Regions from separate parts of the Homo sapiens genome. Here all the other regions are linked to region 2. Evidence: chromatin loops called from intact Hi-C (ENCODE). Cell type or tissue: Calu3. All regions are shown on one strand.

The links. A loop is a pair of places that touch in the nucleus more often than their neighbours do. Peaks named below come from ENCODE experiments on the same cell type or tissue, not always from the same donor. Only the 100,000 strongest peaks of a DNase experiment are listed, where the experiment ranks them.
Region 1: a loop joins it to region 2, with 16 times the contacts of the local background. A loop is called at or near these places in 3 of 110 quality-filtered maps.
Region 3: it touches region 2 in a loop (13-fold over the local background); 12 of 110 quality-filtered maps call a loop at or near these places.

Annotation. Positions count from the first base shown.
Region 1 is chr6:29,624,757-29,632,756 of GRCh38, forward strand. It overlaps GABBR1 (gamma-aminobutyric acid type B receptor subunit 1), which reads right to left. Exons shown (of 23, transcript NM_001470.4): 2 at 7,545-7,629; 3 at 6,640-6,843; 4 at 5,702-5,887; 5 at 4,331-4,351; 6 at 2,730-2,890. The coding sequence starts at 7,629. Among named protein-coding and RNA genes, the nearest start is that of GABBR1, 4.4 kb to the right of the region's middle. RefSeq lists enhancers at 1-201, 4,019-4,824, 6,236-6,737. In Calu3, a CTCF peak has its summit at 4,037 (motif pointing left); DNase peaks (open chromatin) are centred at 3,455, 4,065 and 7,865.
Region 2 is chr6:29,372,194-29,380,193 of GRCh38, forward strand. OR12D3 (olfactory receptor family 12 subfamily D member 3) reads right to left here and starts at 3,098. Exons shown (of 1, transcript NM_030959.3): 1 at 1,230-3,098. The coding sequence starts at 3,094. The coding sequence ends at 2,144. In Calu3, no CTCF peak of the experiment used is centred here; a DNase peak (open chromatin) is centred at 3,998.
Region 3 is chr6:29,585,126-29,593,125 of GRCh38, forward strand. It overlaps OR2H2 (olfactory receptor family 2 subfamily H member 2), which reads left to right. Exons shown (of 2, transcript NM_007160.4): 1 at 1-225; 2 at 2,545-5,375. The coding sequence starts at 2,820. The coding sequence ends at 3,758. Among named protein-coding and RNA genes, the nearest start is that of OR2H2, 4.0 kb to the left of the region's middle. In Calu3, a CTCF peak has its summit at 4,498 (motif pointing left); a DNase peak (open chromatin) is centred at 4,496.

The DNA.
Region 1 (8,000 bases), 250 kb after region 2:
AGGGAAAGTAAACAAGCAGAAAGCTGGAGAAGAAAGGAAGCTTGGGAGGAGGGGAAATGGGGGAGGAAGAGCCAGCCTTGGGTCTCCCACTGCCTGTTCCCCTCCCACTGATATATGACATTTCAGAAGCTGCTGGAACCCCAATGCATGTGAAGACGAAATGGCAGCCAGTGGGGAGCCAGGGCAGAGGGGACACAGACAGGGGGCTCAGGGGACTAAGGAGGGTGAAATGTTGCCAGGAGGGGAGGATAAGTAGAAAGGAAATAAAGAAAGCACTCTGGAGCCTGCTTACCTCCCACTGAGGCCTGACATTTGGGACACGGTGGGAAGTTGGAGAAGGGGGAGCCAGGGGAAGCTGTTGGAATCTGAAGAACCAGCAGTCACTGAGAATTCTCTGTTGCCCACCCTACCCTCACTCTGGCCAAGGGCAGTGCTCAACAACATTGGAAGGTTTTCTCTTTATGCCTCCCACTAGGGCAACTTTGTAAATCTTTACCATTCTCAGGACCCACCTTCCTGCACTCTCCCCACATCTATTACTCCAGATCCTGCTCCCAGCTTCTCCCACAGCCCCTCAGTGCCCCTCCACTTCTCTAAAGACAGGGTTAATAGGAACAATGAGGACATACAAGAACATATAAGATACATATCAACAGGGCAAGGCATGCCCCCCATTTTGTTTCCTGATTTCTTATCTACCTTTTCTTGCAACCGTTTCCCTCTTCCACACACTATTCATCACTGCAGATTCTCTCCACCACGTGATTCTCTCCCCCTCCCCAATAGATTTCCTTAGTTCTCCTCCCTCTCTTTGCTCTTGCAAGGATCTGGATTTGCAGGCAGGAAACCGACTCATTCCAATTGACACATTCTGGTTCTTCTGCCTTCCCATCCCACCCCGCTTGATGCCTCTGATGTTCTCCAGTTCCCTTCTCCCAGGTCCCACGTCTGCTCCCCGCCACCTCCAGGGAATCACCTGTCATGGTGGATGAGTTTGAGCTCACAGCCAGGCCTCCCCTATCTCCTGTGATCCCCTATCATAAAGCCTGCACCCATCTCTCCCTGTCATTTTCTTCACACTCCACTCCCCAAAACCAATGATCTCTCTGACTGTCCCAAGTCTGACCCTCTACCAGATCTGATCCTCTACTTCTCTTCCTGCCTCCCGTACCCTAATACCTAATTATTTTCCTGTACCCTGCTGCTCTTCCCATAGGCATTCTGGGGTTAGCTTACAGCTCAGGAATCCACCAAGATAGGATGTCTATTAGTAAAAATACAGATAAATACTTGGGATTCATCCCTGACCAAGGAGCTAGAATCTGTATTTTTAACAAACTCCTCTGGTGATTCTTATGTACACTGAAGGCTGAGAACCACGAGAAAGTAACAGTCAAAAAGGATTTTAAGTTCTCTTGCCAAGCTCCTGATAATCCTTGTGCTCTCTTCTCTTCAAGCACCCTACCTTCAACCTCACTTCTGTCCCCTCACACACCTATCCCAGACACACACCTATTTCTAGGTGTATAGTGATGTTCTAAAAATGAATATAAATCCTTGGATCACCCCAAGGTTGATATTTGGTAAGATCACCAAATTCTCACCTTGTGTACTCTATTTCACCCTAACCCAATTCCTTAAGTCTCTGGGGCCACATGTCAGTGAAGATAAATTTGAGATCTTAAATCTCCTTCCCTGTGTCACATCCTTCCCTGCACCCCCAATTATTCATGTAGGGGAGAGGGGTGGGAAAAAAAACCTCATTATAAGCTATCCCCTAATACCCCTGGACCCAAATTTGCTTACCTTCTCTCTCTCCCTCAACTCACCTCCCTAATCCCTACATCCCATTTCCCTTCTCACATCCTAGAGGCCACAATGCTATAAGGGAAGGGAAGGTCAGGACCCAAGTTCCATAAGGTGCCCCAAGATCTCTCATTATCCCCACGCTACCTCCTTGCCCCTCTCCCCCACTGCCATTCTTTTCTGTTCTCTTCTCCTTGTATGTTGACTCTTCTTCATCCCCATGCTATTGTGGGGGTTCCCATGTGGATCCCCAATCCAATTCATTTTCCCAGTGCCTCTGCCCACCTCTTGATCATTAGCCTTCCCCAATCACCATATGCCATCTATCCCACAGTCTGGGAATGCTCAACAGGGTTGGGAATAGAAGGATGAGAAGGAGTCAGGTAGGGCTCACCACTACCTTGCTGTTTTGTTAAGATAAATAAACTAGAGCTCTCAAGTCTCTCAAAATTTTCCTCATTCTGTCCCTATTCCTTCCAGCTCCAACCTACGCCAAGATTTTACCTTGTTACCATGGTAAATGTAAACCCCCAATCCAGCTCCCCACCTCTGACATTCCCTCCACCCCCAACCCATTCCAGGGTTAGTTTACTCCCTCAGAGGATCAGTGTCTCCTAATACCTTAAATCCACCACCAGTTTCTCCAAACCCCGACACTTCTGCGAGACTCCCGCAGCGGGGCAGAAGGGTCTGCCTTGCAGCATGCTTAACCATCTTGAGCCCCTAGACCCTCATCTTGGACCTCCAGCCCCTGCGACTCTCCCCAAGCTCCTGCACCCCCAGCCCATCTCCTGCCAGTCACACAAGGGAGGGGTCTGCCTCGCAATCCCAGAGACGACTCAGACAGATGGGGGCGCGTGCAGCTGGCTGGCCCCCTGCCCCGCAAGCCCCCACCTCCCACCCACCCCCATGTCCAGGGCTACCTTGCTGTCGTGGTGGATGAGCTTGAGCTCATAGTCCGGCAGGATGTCCCTGCGGCTATTCACGTCCTCCAGCGCCATCTCCACCGCGGGCTGGCAGGCCTGGCCCCCTGGCCAGCCCCCGCTCATGGGAAACAGTGCCCCGATGTACACTGCGCGCCGTTCTGAGGAGGGGTGCGGGGGGACCCGCGAGTGAGGCCGCGGGAGATGGGGGGAGTGGGAGGCCCACACCGGAGCCACCCCTGCCGCCATCACAACCAGAAGCGGCAGTGGCCACCCCACCCGGGCAAAAGGGGCCCCGGGCCCCATGGCGTGGGGGGCAGGGGTAGCTGTTGGGGAGCGTTAGGAGCTCAGGGGGGACACTTTTCCTGGGGAGGGCTGCTAAGAGGGTGCCGGGGAGGCGCCTCCATCCCTGATTTTGTGGGGAGGAGGGGGCGAGGGCCCCGGAGAAGCAGGGAAGGTTGGCTTCCTACGGCCCCCGCGGCTCTCGCCACCGTCGCCGCCACCGCGGACTCTCCTCGCGGACTGACTGACCGACGGAGGGGAGGAGGAGGAGCAGGAGGGAGATGTGGGGCTGGGAGGGGGCTCTGACGTCACGGGCGGCGCGCGGCAGCGGGGGGTGGGGGGGCGGGCGGGAGCTGGGGAGGCAGGAAGGGGGCGGGGAGGGAAGCGAGCGCCGAGGTGGGAGCGACAGTCGGAGGGGCGGGGAGGGGAGGGGGGATGCAACCTCGAGGAGGAAAGGAACGAAAGAGGAAGGGAGGGATCTCACTTAAGGGGACCCGAGGGGAGGAGAAATGGGGACGGGGCGTGCCAGGAGGGCGGGGTGGGCGGAGGGAGCCGCGGGAGGCTGAAGCACGGAGGAACCAGGGTAGGAAGGGAAGGATGCGAGTGGGACGGGAGAGAAACGGGGCTGGCGCCTGAGGTCTGAAGTGGGAGTATGAGTCGATACAGTGAAGCACTGAGGATGTGGGGGAGAGGAAACGGTTTTGGAGGGAACGAGTTGGGTACGGAAGGGAGGCTGGTTTGAGGGAGTGGTGGGGTCGTGGAAGGGAGCCTGGGGCTGGGTAGACAGAAGCCTAAGAAAGGGAGACAGGACATGGAATTGAGAAAAGACGAGGGAAGGGGTACACGGAAGGAAAAGATGTGGGGAAGAGCGCGAGAGGCCTGGCCAGGGTTGGGATGGGTGGGACAGGCTGAGAAAGTCCATTAGGTGAAATCCTAGGAGGCAGCAGGCTGGAAAAGGTTCCAGCGAAGGTCGCAAGGAACCCCACAGGGGAAAACGTGGTGGGAGCTCAGGGTCTCCCAGCACCCTGCCGCCCTCTGCTGGGCTCTGCCTGACACCGGCGAGGCTCAGTCTGGGAGGAGGTGGAGCCCAGGGAAGTGTAGCCAAGCAGGGACAAGGAGAGACCGCAGCCTCGTGGAAAACCGGGACTGGAGGCAGGAAACAGGTAGGGAGGGAAGGGGGTGGCCGCAAACTGGGGTGGGTTGGGGAAGGTGCGAAAGGACGACGCCCCGTAGCCTAAGGGCAGAATTTCAGGGGGGTGGAGGGTGCAGAGTGAAGGGGAGGGCATTGCAGTGCGCGCGGTAAGGGTTTCTCATCTCACCTGAGTGTGGCGTTCGATTCACTGGCAGCAGGAAAGACGGGGATCAGAGAAGAGTTACCACTGGCGCCCAGCTTCCCTGGCCTGATCCCCAGCCCCCTCCCACACCTGTCCATGCTGAAGACCGGGGAGAGCAGAAGCCTGCGTTTCTGAGGGGAGGGTGCCTGGGGATAAGAACAAGGTGGGTCTGGGGGTAAGGGGGTCAGGACTTATTTTCTTCTTCGATTTTTCATAGGACAACAGAATTTGAGACGGGAATGCCAATAGCTAAGTTTGGGGCAGATCTTGGTTCTGTGGTGCCTGAATATTACAAAATTGGGAGTCTTTAAGAAAAAAAATTACACATACAATTGGCTTTAAGCAATTGCTGTTAAAATCTTATTTCTGCAATTTTTACAAAAGCCTGTTACCATATGAACACATATCCATCGAGCCCTCTATATTATTAGAGCACAGGAAGAGGGCCCTGTAGGTGAGGAACCTTGAAGTCTAAGTTTCAGTAGTGTCATAAGTCCACCCCTGGATGGGACTCTCAATTTCCAGAATAAAATGGTAAACTAGAAGCAGAATAACTGAGTTATGTGAGGAAAGTAAAGCCCAAGGATCTTGAAAGAATCTACCAGGGTAGAGGAAGTATGAGGCATACAAATGGGATGACTGCATCCCAGGAGAGAAGATGGCAGAGAGTTCGGGTGCCTAGAAAAGGGAGAGTTTGTAAAATTACGTGGCAAAAAAAAAAAAAAAAAAGTAGACAGACACAACACTGATTCCCTTAGGGAATAATGGAGGTTGTCTAGGAAGTACAGAAAAGGACCTGTCTTCTTCCCACCCCATCCCTGAGTTGTTCTTCATCTTCTGATAATGCTGCCTCCAATTTTAAGTCTTTTACCCTAATATGTTTCCACCCCCAGAGCTCCCCTTCTCAATTTTTCTTAGTAGAATGTTTGATTTATTTCTGAGTCTTTACAATAAATCAATTATATAAGGAATGGTGAGGGATGAATTCTAGAAGAGGGTGATGCATGGAAATTTCTAAGTTTAGAGAAAGGGAAAATTGGAGTATTTAAACCTGAAGAAGGTGAGAGAGGTGAGATTCATAAAGGAAAAGAGAAAACGTGAGGTCTAAGAATCGGGAGCAGGAAGATTTTTTTAAAAGGTAAAGGAAGGAAGCCCCCAACCTACAGAGGATACCGGGGACTGCAAGAGGAAGTTTGAGGCAGGTGATGGAGGAAAAAGGGACTTTCATCTCCCCTTTCCAGTGTCCTCCCCCACATTTTTATAGCTCTCCATTCTTTCCCATTATCCATTCCCACCCCACTCCCATCCTCACACAAGCGTCCTCATCAGCTGCATGCAGGCAGCTGTTCCCCTCACCCTGGCAGTGGGGCTTGGGGGTGCTCCACTGGCCCTGACTACAGATGCTCCGGGAGCTGCCCACCAGATGGAAGTCGGGGTCACACCGGAAATCCACCCGGGCTCCGTCCAGAGCTGGGAGGTCCCCACCCGTCAGGAAAACCTTCCCATTTTCCAGGGTCAAATAAGACTTGGAGCAGATTCGGACTGTGGAGAGATAGGAAAATAAGAAGAGAGGCGAGTTGAAGAAGGCTCTTTCCCTTTAAAGAGCAGGGGACTCAGGTGCAGGTTTGGGTCCACAAGCATCCTGCTCTAAAGAAAATCACATGTGAAAAGGATTTGCCTACCTATCTTCCAATCCTCCCTTACCTGTGCAAGCATCCACACATTCCCAAAAGAAAAAAAAAATTACCATTTTAGGAACCCAAGATGGGGCTATAAGCACACAAAATGGGATCTCTTCAAAGTCAGCTACAGTGGGCGGTTCTCTGGCTTTGAAATATGTAGATGTATATAACTTTGGATGCACAATCAGATTTGCTTTTCTTATTATAGTTGGCTTCTATTAATATTAAACTGGCTTTTGTTTCTTGGGCATATGGTCTCTGGGTTGGTGACAGAGGTATTCAAAAATGTGATGAAATCATTTTAGAATTTTTTTGTCATCATCTGCCACTAATGATCCTCAAAGAGAATAACTGACAAGATGAATTATCAATGTTATAGGCCAATGATCAGTGGCCTAATGAAGGGAGGATGAAATGAACTGTGCAGGCTGCTAGCTCTACTACCTCCAACCGCACAGAGCAAAATTGCTCTTATGTAGTAGTCATTCAATAAATGTATTTGTGAATTTTGGTATACTGGATTTAAAGTGCTGACTTGCAAGCAGTAATGCTAAGTTTGCGGCAGGAAAAGGAATAGTCTTGAAGAGGGGAGGGGCTTCCGAGGCTACTCACCACAGCGGCTGGGTGTGTCCATATCTGTCCAGGAGCCGTTGGCCAGGCACTTGCGGACCTTGGGCCCCACCACCTCGCGCTCCCCCCGGCACACATACTCAATCTCATAGTCCACTGGCAGGAAGTTGATAGCCTTCACCTGGTCCCGAGTCAGGCCCCGGTACCTGATGCCCCCTTCCCAGGGCGGGTGTATGATCTGGCAACCTAAGGGGTGAGTCGGGGAGGCATACAGAGAGGAATGGTGGGAAAGAGGAAAAGGCAGGCTCCCCAGTGGGAGGAAGGGGAGAGTAGGGCGTGGTCTGTGGGCAGGCTGGGGACAGAGGAAGAGGGATGGGGCACTAGAGGGTGGGAGTGGGGACAGGTACAGATCCCCTGGCTAAAGGACAGAGAGTAAAGGGCCAGGGTTAAAGCTGATGAGAGAACCCACAAGTGGGGAGGGAAGGGTGCTGGGTGGAGGTAAGAAAGAAAAGTAATTAAGAAATCATGAAGGGTATGATATGTGGGTGGAGCTTTTCTTTAAAAAAAAAGGCTAAATGAGGATATTCGAGTTGAATTAGGATAGGAGGATAAAGGGAGGCTAATAAGATCATCTGGACAGCAAAGTGGGACCAAGAAAAGGGAGTAATTGAGGTAGTAATGTGGGGCTGGGAAAGGGGATTGAGGCGGAGAAAATGCACAGGAAGGTGGTATAGTGTAGCAATGTGGGCAGAGAAAAGAGGTGCTGGATAGTAACGTGGGGTGACAGAAGGAGGTCAGCAGTAGTAAAGTCGGGCCGAGCAGAAGGGGTTGCCAGACCGGGATGATATGTGGGACTGATGGGATAGTGATGAGGACCAGAAATGAGGAGATGCAGGGAAAGGGAAGTGGAGCGAAGGAGGGCCGGAGGTCGTCGAAGAAGGATGCACCTTCTGAGGTGGCGTTGGGGGTCTGCGCCCCGCCCGCGCCCGGGGGGCGGAGGAAGAGTGGCGCCAGTAGCAGCAGCAGCAACATCTAAGTGAGAGGCGGCCATGAGGACTGGACCGAGCCCCGCCGGCGCGGCCCGCACCCGGAGACTACTCGACCTCTTGCCGGTTGCCTCGCAGGCTCCGACCGGGCTCAGCCTGGGGACCAAGAGAGCGCCCCGCGGAGGAGGCGGGGGCGGAGCCCCGCGCGGGGTGGGGGGAGAGGAGGAGAGAAAGCCTGTCCCCACCCTCCTCCTGCCTCCCTCGGCCCCCAACCCTCCCGGGACTCCACCTCTCACCACCTCCTCTCCCCCGGCCCCCGCGGCTCGCAGAAGCCTGGCTTACCCACGCTCCCGGCATCGGCCGCCTCAGCGCTCCCCGATTCCATCCCCGCGGTTCCTCCTCTCCCCCAGCCCCGCT
Region 2 (8,000 bases):
AAAAAGTATGCCTCAAAATAAGCATAATAATTTAGGGGAAATACAGACATAAAAAGAGAGAGATTTTTTTAAAGACCCACATAGAACTTGTTTAAATAAAAAATACAAAATATAAAGTGAAAAATGCAGTGCATGGAATAAACAGTAGATTAATTACTGCAGAAGAAAAAATCAAGGAACTTGGAGATATAGATATAAAAACAATCCAAAATGAAGCACAGAGAAATCTTTTTAATAAAATGGACAAAGTATCAATGACCTATGTCATAATTTCAAGCAGTCTAACATATGTGCAAGTGGAGTACTAAAGAAGTGTTTGATTAAAAACATTGAAGAAGTAATGACTGAGTTTTTCCAAATTTGATAAAATATATAATCTATAGATCCAAGAAGCTCAATAAAAATTAAATAGAATAAATATTAGAAAACTTTACAATGAACATCATAATCTATTTGCTAAAAAAGTCATAAAGAAAAATCTTAAAATCAGCAAGAGAAAAATCAACACAGTTATTACAAAGGAATAAAGATAAGAATGGCAGCATGCATCCCACCAGAAATTATGTGAGACAGGTAATGGAGCAACAGCTTTAAAGCACATAAACAAAAGTCTGGCAATTTAAAATTTTATATACAGAGAAAACATCTCTTAAAAATAAGGGCAAAGTACTTTTTCATGCCAACAAAAGCTGAAGTAAATTATTACCAGCAGAACTTTACTACAAGAAATAGTTAAGGAAAGTCTTTAGACAACAACAACAAAAAAATGATACGAGATGAAAATCAGTGTCTCCATGAAGGGACCAAAAGTGCCAGAAATTATAAATATGTGTTTAAGTGTAAAAGACATTTTTATTATTTTTAATTACCTTAAAAATAATAGAATTTTTCAAAAAAAACAGAATTGCAGTATCTTGGATACTAATAACATAAGTAAAAGTAAAATGTGTGACATTAAAATCACAAAGCATGAGCAGGGAGATGGAAGTACAGTATGGCATGACTCTAGCAATACATCTTAAATGGTGTAATATTATGTGAAGAAATATTTTGTGAATTTAAAATGTACATTGTAAACCCCAGAGTAACCACAAAAATATAAAATAAAAAGGTATAAATAAAAGGACAATAGTGAAAATATAATGAAATCATAAAAATATTCCCATAAAAAACAGTAAATGAAAGAAGAAGCAATAACGGACAAATAGGACAAATGAAAGGCAAACAGTTGGAGGACAAATTTAAATTTAATTCTATCAAAAATTTAGTTGGAGGATAAATTTAAATTTAATTCTATCAAAAATTTATCAAATTTAAATTGTGCAAACACTCCAACTGAAACAAAGAGCTTGTCACATTGGCTTAATGGGTATGAAAATGCAGTTAGATAGAATGAAGAACTTCTAGTATTCAACAGTAAACTAATGCAGGGACAGTAATGTAGGTTTAGCTTGATTGTGGTAGTCTCTTCACAATGTATACATATACTAAAGCATCATGTTGTGAAGCCTAAATATATGCAATTTTTATTTGTTAATTATACTTCAATAAGCTGGGGAAAAACAAGATATTTTCAATGGCTAGAAAAATCTCTCCCTAAAATTAAATACCCATTAAAAATTCTCTTCAAGAATTAAGATTAACAAAAATGATATTCTAGATAAAAACTGTTGTGAGAAAAATTATCATCAGTACTTTCCTGCTGAAGGAAACACAAAAGGAAAAAAAATAGGCAAAAATAAAGATTATCTCATATGGAATTTCAGTAAGATACTTCTATTACTTGGAAAATTCCAAAGGTTTTTGTCCTAGGAGAAATGCCACATTCTTTTTTACACAGCAGATTCCTACTCTAACCCTCCCCATACTTCCTACCTCCTTAGTTCTCCTTGCCACCGAATTATCCTGACATATGTACTTACGCGTTTGGTTATTTGGGGCCTCCATCACATTAAACTTTATGTTTGATGACATTATGGAATTTGTTTTGCTTGCTCCTGTGTTTCTTGAACCTACTACACTGCCTAATATAATATGTGCTCAAAATTTTTGAAAGAAAAATATAAACCAGGTAAACAAATCATTTCTTACAGTGAAGTGATGGAAATCAGTCTTAATAGAAATCAGATATCCCTCATTAGTCCTAGTGGTGTTGCTGCCAGTCTTTAAACAACTTCCTACCAAAGATTTTCTTCAGAGCCATCATCACTTCTTTGTTCCTAAGGGTGTAGATTAGTGGATTCAGTACAGGGGTGACGGCGCTATACATGATGGCCATTATCCGGTCCTGAATCATGGAGGTGGCTGAAGCAGGACGAATATATGTGAAGCCCACAGGTCCATAGAAAAGACATACCACCATAAAATGGGAGGCACAAGTGGACAGAGCCTTGTGGAGTATTCTGCAGGACCTGTTCTTAAACAGAAGGAAGCCAATTACATAGAAGCAGGAGAGAAGAGTCAGAAAGAAAGCTCCCATGGATATGCTGCCTGTGACAATGGAAAGAAGCCATTGATTGAGTAATGTGTCACTACAGGCCAATTCTAAGAGCGGCTTGACATCGTAGAAGAAGTGATTGAGTTTCTGAGAGCCACAAAAACTCAGGTGTGCAGTCATGACAGAATGCATCAGAGCGTAAAAGAAGCTGATGAGCCAGGCCGCAGCTGCCAACAGAATACACACCTGGGGGTTCATGATGACAGTGTAGCGAAGAGGATTGCAGATGGCAACAAAACGGTCAAAGGCCATGATAGCCAGTAAAATGGCCTCTGTGCTTCCCAAAAAGTGGAAGAAGTGTAGCTGGGTGATACAGCCTAGAAAAGATATAGCCCTGCGACTGCACACGAGGTTTACGAGCAGCTTGGGCAGTGTCACTGAAGAATAAGAAATATCCAGACAAGAAAGGTTTCCCAGAAAAAAATACATAGGGGAGTGGAGTTGTGGTTCCAAAACAACCATCACCAATATAGATCCATTTCCAATCAAGTTTATCAGGTAAATGATTAAGAAAATCCCAAAGAAGAAAGGCTGCAGCTCCTGAACACCAGTCAGGCCAAGTAGAAGAAACTCATTCATTGTAGTGACATTCTCCATTGCTCTGGGAAGCAAATTTAACAATAACAGAATTAATTTTTCTGAATTTTTAATTTTACACTGTGAGGATTAAATAAAGCAAGTTTACTATTTGGAGGAACCTAGGGGTGAGCAACAGTGTGAAGAATAGTTACGAACAGTAAAACTAAATTTATGTACAACAAAATTGAGGAAGACTAATATACCTGATAAATTCTGAGCTGTTAAAATGGCACTAGACTAATAAAAGCATTATATTATGAACAAATCAGATATAGATAAAGGGCATTTGTTTTCAAAACTAGGAAGTGCAAGATTTGATGGACATAATCATAACCTCATGTATGGCATTAGAATTATGTATTACAAAAATTTTAAACATACAAACAGGGAATAGTTTTTCAACTTATGATTCTAGGTTCTGGCAAAAATTCAGATGTAGCTCAGTGGGGATTTCATCACTTCTTCTAAGATACATAAAAGCCACAAGAGAGTAACACATGTCTTCTGACAACCCAAACTTTCAGTGAAAGTAAGAAACATAAACACCCACAAACCAAATGTTGTATGAGTAGAGGAGAAAAAAACAGCAAAATTAGCATCATTAGTCACAAGACTGTGTCATAGCAATGAGGCAGTGGATGTAGTTGGGAAAAACTTGAAATAGTTAGAGGTCCCATTAGTAGAAGAACTTCGAAAACACCCCCAATTTTTCAATCCAAAAGGGGAGTACCTCCCAGGGAGTGAGAATTTCTGTGGGGCAGGGGATAGAAAAAGGCACAGTCTAAGCACTGAAGGTGATGGAGAGAAGAGGTATAGTAAATATATGAAGAACAAAGGAAGCTTGTCATTTGTAAGTAATTAATAATAATAATAATAATAACAATAATAATAATCACCACCTTATCAACAGAAGAGGGAGCCCTTGCACTGAGGAATTGGAAAGGCTAACTAGGATACTCCTCCCACCCATGCCTACTAAGATTCTTCTGCTAATAATTGGTCCACAATATCATAAGTTCTCCAGTGTAAGTTCTCCATAAAATAACTCTAAAAATAGACAGAAATAAAGACATAGTTAAAACCACAATCACAATGAGAAGATTTAACAAGTTTCTCTCTATACCTGACAGAAGAATCAGCCAAAAAGTCAGTAAGGATATAAACATCTGAACAACATAATTTACAAATTTGATTAACATATAAAGAACACTGAACCCAACCAAAAAATAATTCACATTATTTTCAAGTATATCTTGTACATATTTACAAAATCAAGCATGAGTTGAGTATTACCAAAAGGCTTCAAAAGGTTTCAAAAGGTTGAGCTATTCAAAGAATGTCCCTTGACCACACTGGAATTAAAAAACAATAAGAAAAATGCATCTAGAAACTCACCAATTGCTTCATATTATGTAATACACACAAATAATTCATAAAGAAAAAATTCAAATAAAATTAGAAAAAAATTGAAATGAACAATGATGAAGATGAGATATATCAAAACTTTTGGCATATAGCTAAAGAAATAAATAGAGGGAAATTGTCAGCCTTAAATGCATATGTTAGAAAAAAAGAAATATTGAAAAACCAATAACCTAAACTTTCATTTCAAACAGCTAAATGAATGAATGCATGAATGAATGAACAAATAATCCAACAACTCAAACCTAAACAAAGTAGAAGGGAAATAGCTAAAATAATAACAAGAATAATTGAAATAGAAAACAAAAGTTCAATAAAGAAAAGTCAACAAAGTCAAAATTTAGTCATTTGAAAAGATTAATGAAAGTTATCAACTCAGTAAAATTGTTAAAAGAGAGAGAGAATACAAATTTTAAGCTAGTATCACTACAGATACTATCAACGTCAAACATTGTAAAAGGTCGTTATGAACGACTTCATGCCCAAGAATTTGGCAATTTAAATAAAATTTTAAAATTACTTAAACCAAAAGTAACTTACCAAAATTGACAGTAGAAGAAAGACAATTTCAATAGTTTGATATTTATATAGGAAAGTGTAGTTCTTATTCAAAATTTTTCCAGAAAGGAAACACCAAGTCCAGATTTTACTGGTGAATTCTACCAAATAATTAAGGAAGAAATAATAACTTACACAAATACTTTCAAAACAATGAAAAAGGAGCACTTCTATATTTCTTTTATAAGGTTAGCACAACTTTGATACCAACACTTTAAAAAGAACTCAACAGAGGCCAGGCGCGGTGGCTCACGGCTGTAATCCCAGCACTTTGGGAGGCCGAGGAGGGCGGATCACGAGGTCAGGAGATCTAGACCATCCTGGCTAACATGGTGAAACACCGTCTCTACTAAAAATACAAAAAATTAGCCTGGTGTGGTGGCAGGAGCCTGTAGTCCCAGCTACCCGGGAGGCTGAGGCAGGAGAATGGCTTGAACCCGGGAGGAGGAGCTTGCAGTGAGCTGAGGTCGCGCCACTGCACTCCAGCCTGGGCGATAGAGCGAGACTCCATCTCAAAAAAAAAAAAAAAACAAAAAAACTTAACAGAAAGGAACTGCAGACTAACCTGTCTTGTGACTATAGATGCAAAAATCTTGAAAAAATGAATAAAAACAAGCAATATCTACATCGCAACCAAATAAAATTTATTTCAAGATGTAAGGGTAATTTAACATTAAAAAATAAATTAATACAATAGCCATATTAGAGAAAGAAAACAAGAAACACCACAGATGCAGTAAAAGCATTTGATTATATTTAGCACCCACTCATGATTTAATAAAATAATCCTTAGCAAACTAGGGATACAAGGGAAATTAGTTTATTTGATAAAATTAATAAAAAATACCATAAGAAAAGATCATACCTAATGAAGAAACATGAAAAGTTTCAGATCAGGAATGAGACAAGGATTTCTCCTATCATCACTTTTTTGAACATTGTCCTAGAGGTTCTAGCCAGTGTCATAAAGCAAGAAAAAAATAAATAAAATACTTTAGAATTAGAAAGGAAAAAATAAAACTCATTTTCATAGATGATATGCCTGTATGGTTAGAAGATTTCTGAGATATGAGGACATTAAACAAGAATTAAATATATTTTATATGCTAACCACAATCAAATGAAAATAAAATGTCCAATGATATTTTCAATAGCATCAGAAACAATAAATGTATAGAAATAAAACTAAACAAAAATATGTAAGATCTCTATCCTAAAAACTACAAAACATTATTCTGAGGAAATAAAGAATATCTAAATAAATAGAGGAATATGGTATATTCATGGGCTGAAAGATATACTATAATGAAGATGTCTACTCTCCTAAAAGTAATCTGAAAAGTCAACGCAATCCCAGTACAAGTCCCTGATTTTTAAAATATAAAATTGTCAAGCTGATTTTAAAAGTTACATAGAAATGCAAAGGAATGGGGAACCTGAAAACCCCCTGGGGCTGGGTTCTCACCTGCATCTGGAGACCTTCCTGAGCCCCCAGCAACAAAACCACAATGCAGTGCCACTGCACAATAACTAGAACAGTTAAAATAAAAAAGTGATGGAAAACACCAAGTGTCAACAAGGATGTAGAGCACCCTGAGCACTCATATACTCCTCCAGGGAGTTTAATCAGCATAGTGATTTTGGAAAACAATCTGGCAGTATCCTCAAGCTAAACATACGCATATATGAATAAGCCAGAAATTCCATTCCTAGGTATATAGCCAATAGAAGGTGCACATACCAAAATATATAAAAATGTTCATAGCAGCAATATTTTTTATCAAAAACTGACAACTATATAAATGTCCATCAACAAAATGAAACATTGTGAAGGAGTCAAAATGAACTACAGCTATATTAAGTAATATGGATGAAGCTGTTTCTTCATGTGGGTGTGTTGGTTATACAGATATGTCATTTTGTGAAAATTTATTGAGACTCAGGATTTATCCACTTTTCTGTATGTGTGTTGTACTTTATATGTCATATAAACTTTTACAGAAAAAAAGAGAATAAGGGAGGAAACAATAATCTTGGATTTGGAAATGATTTTCTAAATATCATAGAAAAACCTGAAGCAATAAAAGATTACCAAATTTGACTACATAGGCATCGAAAATGTCTGCATGACAAAAATCCTACAAATAAAAGATCAAAACGCATCCAGGAATAAAATCACAAAGCAAATTGTAGACCATGTGCTAACATTCTTAATATATAAATTATTTAATAAACCTAAAAGACACAGACCAATTTTTTTTAAAGAGAGAAACATACAGACAATTTATAGAAAAGGAAATATGAATAGATCTTAAAGATAGGAAAAGATGCTCAACCTCATTAAAAATAAGAAAAATGCAAATTGAAATATGACATGCAGGCAAGCGCTACAGCAGGCTGCCGTGAGCACTGTAAAGAGCACCAACGCGCTGCACCTCGACTCCCACCCCACTTAGTCACAAGCACATGCCCATCTGCTCAAGGCATGTTCTGCCGCTGCCCAGCTCAGGTCTAAGCACCCAGCAAGTTTGAGATTTTTCGAAATAAAATAACTTAAAAACAGTGATTTTGACTTCCGGATAAGATGGTATATACAGGTTTCTCCCATCTCCCTTCCCATTAAGTACAACTACAAACCGTAGAAACAATACAAGAGGTAACCAAAAAAGAATTCTCAAATGTGGGAAGGTGAACTGCTTTGGGATTCCAGAACTGTAGGAACCACACAGCAGCAGGGCTGTCCCTTCACCCAACTAAAGAAGGCAATTAGTTTATTTGACAAAAAATGTTTGCCTCTTCCAACACGCCATCCCACAACAAAAGGCAGCCTAGGTAGGTTTTTTCCTGCCTCCTATCAAAAGGTAGTTCCTCCAACAACACAGCACTTGAGTAAGGGGGGCCCATCAGGAATTCTACTAACCCAGAGAAGTACTCTACTCAGCTC
Region 3 (8,000 bases), 210 kb after region 2:
TCTGAGCCAGCTCCAGCTCATCACACACATGTGTGCTTAGAAAAGTGCCAGATGGTCAGCATTAGCAATCCCTATTGTGACCAGAGATGCAGTTGCCCATTCAAGGATGCCCATTCCTTTTTATTTTTTTGTTTCTTCCTGATGTACAAGTGGAGGCTGGGCACCAGTTAAGAGCTCTGTCATGGGGAATTGCTGGTACCAGAAGAGATTTTTATTTGATTGAAGGTAAGCAGAACCTTTGCTCTTTGGCTGTGAGATATCAGTTTCCGCCTATCCTCAACACTGGAGGACCAGATTTGGAGTTAAACTTACTCTAAAATCCTAGTCCTAGCACTTATTGACTAGGTAACCTTCTACAAGTCTCTTGTCCCGTCTGTGACTGTTCACTTTTTGGTAAAATTGGGATAATTTTATCTCTTTGTAGGGTCACTGTGAGAACCAGATGTTCAGGGAGTTGTTTATCACCATGCTTTGATGGTAGCTACTAACAGCAAGGGTAGCTCATGGTCACTAGACTATCATAAACCCCTTTCAAAGGACCTCCCAACTCCTTCCCCAGCTCCTAACACAATGCTGGCACTTTGGGGCTCAAGAAATGAATAAATGCGTAGACCAATGCATGAATATTTCAGAAGGAAAAGGAGTAGGAGAAAAATAATGAGAGTGGAAAAGACAGAGAACAAAGAGGGAAAGGGAAACAGTCACTAAGAAAGGTGTAATCTAAAGAGATTCAGCGATATAGCAGAGAAAGGAAAGGAATGAAATGCCAAGATAATGACAAAGTTAGAAATGTAGAAAATTAATTAGGATGACACATGATGGATAAATAAGAAACAATTGGCTATTGTTTAAGGTTACATGCAAAGAATTTTATATTACAAAGAAAACAAAGGAGGGGGCGGCAGCCAATGAGCATGAGGTTTCTTTTGGGAGTAATGAAATATTCTGGAAGTAAATGGTGTTGGTTGCACAACTTGTGAATATACTTTAAACCACTAAATTACACACTTCAAAAGGGCGAATTTTATGGTACGTTAAATACATCTCAAAAAATGAAAGCGAAGGCATAATTAAAAATTTAGAGGCCAGGCACAGTGACTCATGCCTGTAATCCCAGCACTTTGGGAGGCCGAGGCAGGCAGATCACCTGAGGTCAGGAGTCTGAGACCAGCCTGGCCAACATGGCGAAACCCCGTCTCTACTAAAAATACAAAAATTAGCTAGGCATGGTCTTGAGTGCCTGTAATCCCCGCTACTTGGGAGGCTGAGGCAGGAGAATAGCTTGAGCCCAGGAGGTGGAAGTTGCAGTGAGCAGAGATCGTGCCATTGCACTCCAGCCTGGGCTATAAAACGTGACTCTAAAAAAAAAAAAAAAAAAAAAAAATTAGAATGGTGGTGACATCTTGAGGGGTGACAAATTGAGAAAATTGAGAGATCAGGGAGGGGCACACAGAAGCTTCTAAGATACTTGAAACATTTGCTCAGTTCCTTAACCTAGTTGTTTAAATATGTAACAATATTTTGAAAATTAAAAATATATTTTAAGTGAGAAAAGAATAATGGGAAAAACAGGAAGAAGACAGAGACAATGGCAGAGAGTCCTGGCAAAAAGGGAGATGTGATAGAGCTTAATACAAGATGGGGACCCTGTAAGAGGAAGACATTCCTGCCATCCTCTGAGCTCCATGGCACGTTTGTGGTGTGGCCCACCATCTCATCTCCTCCCCTCATGGCCTTCCTAAGGTCCTGTAAGACCCTGAGTCCTTGTCTCTGACCTGCCAGAGTGGCTTCAGTCTCCCACCCCCAGCCCTCAACTGACCTTCTATGCCCCAATACATCTCTATTTTAAGGAAAAAGTCCAGTCACCTCCTCTAGGAAGCTTTCCCTGATATACCCAACCAAATTGGTCAGTCATCCTACAGAACCTTTACTCTCATTCACCCAGTACATTGGTGTTACTGGCCTTTAAATTTTGGACTCTCTTTTTGGTGGTGTCTGAAAGACTACAAGATTTAGGGAGAGTGATTCTTGGAGTCTTTCGATAATGTTCCTGTGAACCCTGGTGATTTTAACATGCTTGTGGCCACTCTTGCCTCCTACTTGTAAGCTACTCATGGCAAGGACGAAGCATGTGGACCAATTTCCACCCCTCCCTGAAAGTCAGTTGGTTCAGAAACTTAGGTTGCTAAAAAGGCCAGGGCAACCAACCTGATCTCTCTATAAGTAGGGATATCTTAAAACAAAACAAAATCTCTCTCATAGATAAAACACTGTCTCTGATAAGCTTACTTGCAAATGAAAAAATACAAAATAAATGGAATGTACAGAGTTCTATAAAATTCATTCAACCAATAGAGCAATAATTGAGCCTACAGAGACAACTTATCAGAAAATTCATTCAATATACCTTACGAGATCATCCAATAGATAAGAGACAACTCTAGAACAGCATTCAGAACATAGTGGCACTCAATAAATTTCCCCTGAATGAATGAATTAATGAATTAGTGCATATTTTAATCAGCCTCCTTTGCCCTCACCCAGGAAGTCAGAGGCACCAGTGTGAGTATCCATCTGCTGTCCAGTACATTCATGGATTCCTCACTCTCACTAGACAATGTTTGACCAGGAAGAACAGGGAATGAGAAGGAGCTGCTGGATGGTGATGAGCCTTGGAAAGGGAGGCTGGGCGAGCAGAGACAGAAGAGAAACACCTACCTGCTGTGACCTCACAAACACCCAGGCTGAGTTTTGATAAGACAGGTTGAATCACACTGGAGTGACAGCCTCATCCCTCCAGGTACAAACAAGAACAGGCCATGGTTAACCAAAGCTCCACACCGGGCTTCCTCCTTCTGGGCTTCTCTGAACACCCAGGGCTGGAAAGGACTCTCTTCGTGGTTGTCCTCACTTCCTACCTCCTAACCCTAGTGGGCAACACACTCATCATCCTGCTGTCTGCGCTGGACCCCAAGCTCCACTCTCCAATGTACTTTTTCCTCTCCAACCTCTCCTTCTTGGACCTCTGTTTCACCACGAGTTGTGTTCCCCAAATGCTGGTCAACCTCTGGGGCCCAAAGAAGACCATCAGCTTCCTGGACTGCTCTGTCCAGATCTTCATCTTCCTGTCCCTGGGGACAACTGAGTGCATCCTCTTGACAGTGATGGCTTTTGATCGCTACGTGGCTGTCTGCCAGCCCCTCCACTATGCCACCATCATCCACCCCCGCCTGTGCTGGCAGCTGGCATCTGTGGCCTGGGTCATTGGGCTAGTGGAGTCAGTGGTCCAGACACCATCCACCCTGCACCTGCCCTTCTGCCCCGATCGGCAGGTGGATGATTTTGTCTGTGAGGTCCCAGCTCTAATTCGACTCTCCTGTGAAGACACCTCCTACAATGAGATCCAGGTGGCTGTTGCCAGTGTCTTCATCTTGGTTGTGCCTCTCAGCCTCATCCTTGTCTCTTACGGAGCCATTACCTGGGCAGTGCTGAGGATTAACTCTGCAAAAGGGCGGAGGAAAGCTTTTGGGACCTGCTCCTCCCATCTCACTGTGGTCACCCTCTTCTACAGCTCAGTCATTGCTGTCTACCTCCAGCCCAAAAATCCCTATGCCCAAGAGAGGGGCAAGTTCTTTGGTCTCTTCTATGCAGTGGGCACTCCTTCACTTAACCCTCTCATATACACCCTGAGGAACAAGGAGGTAACCAGGGCATTCAGGAGATTGCTGGGGAAGGAAATGGGGCTCACACAAAGCTGAGGGAGAGCTGCTTAATGTGCTTTAAAAGAGAGGAGATTCTATGTGCTTTTATCAGAAAGTTTGAGTTCCCTGCCCCTCTGCCTTCTTCACACCCATTACATTGTGGGAATGGATGAAAGCCACATGTCTGTGTGTGTGCATGTATGTGTGCAAGAGACAGCGACTGAAATGTAGTAAAGGGAGGTATCTTTATGCGAAAAATTATAGGCATCAAGTATATTTTATATTTTTTTCTACTTTAAGTCTTCGCCTCCATAGTCATGTTCCTACCTTTATCACTTCCATTTTTAATTCCCCTCCCTTGCCATATCCCCACTATTCCTTCACCTCCAATTCTAATTCCTACCATATCTTCTTTGCTTCTCCCTCATGTTTTTCCCACTTCACTATATGTCTGTTTTGTATTCTCATTCTATTTTATTCCTCAAATAACAGCAAAAGAGAAGGGGAAGCTGAAGCCCAGCTAAGTTCGGAAACTCACCCAAGAACACACAGTGTCCACAGCATCAGAACTAAAATCCAGGCCCCATAATTTTCAGTCAGGCAACTCTCAAATACACACTGTTGCTTTCACACCATAATCAAATATCCCAGTATTTCAGGCTTGAGCCTTACAAAGGAAACTTAGCTTCTTCAGTCCTATTTCTTCTCTTACAATGCCCACAAATCGCAGGTAAAGGAGCAGCCAAAAAGACACAAAAATATCTTCATGTTTAGGCTGGCACATTGTGGACCTTGGTGTCATCTACCGGCCAAATATGGTATTGCATGTGACATCCCAGACTTCTGCTCCAGGGTCATCCGAACTGTACTTTGCTCAAAGACATAGATATGGTTATGATACTATAAGCATTTATGTAATTGTTATGTTAACCCAAGTAACACTTAAAGTACAGATGCTCCTTGACTTATAATGATGTTACCTCCCAAAAAACCTATCATATACTGAAAATATTGTAAGTTGAATATGCATTTCATACACCTAACCTACCAAACATCATAGCTTAGCCTAGCCTACCTTAAACATACTCAGAACACTTACATTAGCCTACAGTTCAGCAAAATCCTCAATACAAAGTCTATTTTATAATAAAGTTTTGAATATCTCATGTAATTTACTGAATACTGTACTAAAAGTGAAAAAACAGAATGGTTATATTGGTACTCAAAGTACGGTTTCTACTGAATGTATCTCTTTTGCATTATTATAAAGTCAAAAAATGGTCAAAGTCAGGAACCCCCTGCAATTTACACATATTGACTTATTTAACCCTTATAACAACACTATGAAGCAGATAATATTATTATCCTTTTTCAGAGGTAAAAACTAAAACACAGAATTTATGTTACCACTTGCAAATGTGCAAGACAGGATTTGAACCCAGGAAAACTGGCTCCAGACTCCTTGCTCTTAACCTTGCCTTTTGGTAAAAATAATGCCTCCCAGGCCCAGGTGAAAAGCTTCAACTTCTCAACAAGCTTTGAGGAAATCATTTCAATCTAAAACTATATCTAAATGATCCCCCAGCCGAAGGGGTTTCACTTCCTTAAAATAAGAGTTTTTCAAATACTTCAAAGCATAAGAAACAACAGAACAATAAAACTTTTGGAAAAAGTTGTGTTACAGTTCATTGTGTGTGTGTTTCTGGCTTAGTTCACCCACTAGATTTCAGGCTCTCAGAAGGCAAGGACCAGAATTTTGCATAAAATTGGCACCCAGTTTTATAAATGTATAAGTGAATGAATGAATGAATGAATGAATCTTACTCTCCAAAGAGAATATATAAAAGGTTCTGGGGTTCCAATCCCACATACGCTGTCTCCCAGCTTTTCCCTGGCAAGGGCAGCAATACCAAATTCCCTTTTGAGTACACGCCGATAAAATAAGAAAAAGGAAAATCTTAGTTTTATTTCTAGTTCCAACATAAAATGATTTTGATTCAACATTTATCCTGGCATCAGCACAGAACAGCAACATTAATTCTATTATAATCCTAATCTTTATCCTAGCCATCCTTGTGTTAATCTTATTGTCTCCTTGACCTCGTTATTAGAGCATATTCTAATCTTAATGTAGAGCCCCCATTTTATATTTAATAATCCTAATCAGTCAGGCGCAGTGGCTCACACCTATAATCCCAGCACTTTAGGAGGCCAAGGCGGGCGGATCACGAGGTCAGGAGTTCGAGACCAGCCTGACCAACATGGTGAAACCCTGTCTCTACTAAAAATACAAAAAAAAAACTAGCCTGGCGTGGTGGCGTGCTCCTGTAATCCCAGCTACTTAGGAGGCTAAGGCAGGAGAACCTGGGAGGCGGAGGTTGCAGTGAGCCGAGATCATGCCACTGCACTCCAGCCAGGGCGACACAGTGAGACTCTATCTCAAATAATCATAATCATAATCATAATCTCAGCCCTACAGGTAAGGCTAAGCTTAATTCCACTTTTCAAATCACTGTAGTAAGACCTTTTTTTCATGACCCCCTCTATCTGCTTTCTCTTACTGGCACCTAGAAATGTCTACACTTTTCTCCTGTTTATCATCTCCCTACAGCCAGAGGCTATAATGTTTGTATATAGTAAAATCGTTTCTAGACTGACTCTAGGGGAAATGCAACAGAGAATTAAATAAAGCAGTCTAAAAGAATCTGCTTTGTTGAATAAATGGTTTAACATAGGACTTAGGACTAACATCTCTTATCCTAAATTCATTGTTTCCATGTGACAGTCATCTATTGGATACTCTGTGAGAAAATCCAATATAAAGTTACTCAGTCACAACCCCCACAATGTCCAGTGAAAATAGGGATGGTCAGGCACATAGTGCCAGCATACATGACAGTTACACAACTGAATTGGAGCAAATAAGAGTCTACAGGAATACAGAATTAAAGAATAATGTGTGTGAGTGCTTGGAGCGGCAGTGATCATGGAAGCCTCTTAGAGGTTTGAACCACAGAAGAGTAAACAAAATAAGAAGTATTTGCTGACTGTGTAGAAATGAGATGATGCAAAGACCCCCTTTTTAGGGGCTTGGGGACTCCTAAGCATGGAAATAAAGCAAAATCCTGTGTTTCTTCAAGGAAAATTCCAGGCACCTAGCTGGCTCTGAGAAATAAGTAGCAACTTGAAAAGCAACAAGGTAATAGCAGCCTAAGACAATAGCCAAGGAAGTTAAGCGTTCTGAATAGGTTTGCTTTCCTCATAGAAACTAAAGATAACCTCTTAACATATGTCTCTGCGTTGTCTCTCAGAAACTCGGAACCCCACCAAATGAATCTGCTGGCATAGACCTCAGAGGACAGGAAAATGACTGAACTTTATAACCATCATCCTTTGTTCTAAGTTTCTTCCTGAGGAGCTTGGAGAAAGTAACACCTTCTAGGCAGTTAACATTTTTCTACTGGACCCCAAATTTTTAAACAAAGGTTCTCTTCCTTAACTAATTGCAAATTTGGGGTTTTTTTGTTTTTGTTTGAGACAGGCTTTTGCTCTGTTACTTAGGCCAGAATGCAGTTGCAGTCGTAGCTCACTGCAGCTTAACCACCCAGGCTCAAGCAATTCTCCTGCCTCAGCCTCTAATTAAAAAAAATTTTGTGTGTGTAGATACAGAGTCTTGTTATGTTTCGCAGGCTGGTCTCAAACTCTTGGCCTTAAGGGATCCTCTCTCCTTGGCCTCCCAAAGTGCTGGGATTACAAGCATGACCCACACCTGGCCAGAAAAATCTTTGAATCTACCTATAACCTGTAAGTCCCTGATTCAAGATATCCCACCCTTTTAGATCAAAACCAATGTGGAGGCCGGGCACGGTGGCTCACAGCTGTAATCCCAGCCCTTTGGGAAGCAATGTGGGCGGATCATGAGGTCAGATCAAGACCATCCTGGCTAACACGGTGAAACCCCATCTCTACAAAAAATACAAAAAAAAAAATTAGCCAGGCGTGGTGGTGGGTGCCTATAGTCCTAGCTACTCGGGAGGCTGAGGCAGGAGAATGGCATGATCCTGGGAGGCAGAGCTTGCAGTGAGCCAAGATCACACAGCTGCACTCCAGCCTGGGCAACCGAGCAAGACTCCATCTCAAAAAAAAATGTGGAACCTCTATGCACTGATTTCCAATGTTCCTTGTAGCTTCTGCTTTTCTGAAATTTACCCCTGCCTTTTTTTGTTTCCTGTTTTTTGAGACAGGGTCTTGCCGTGTTGTCCAGGCTGGAGTGCAGTGGCATAATCATGGCTCAGTGCA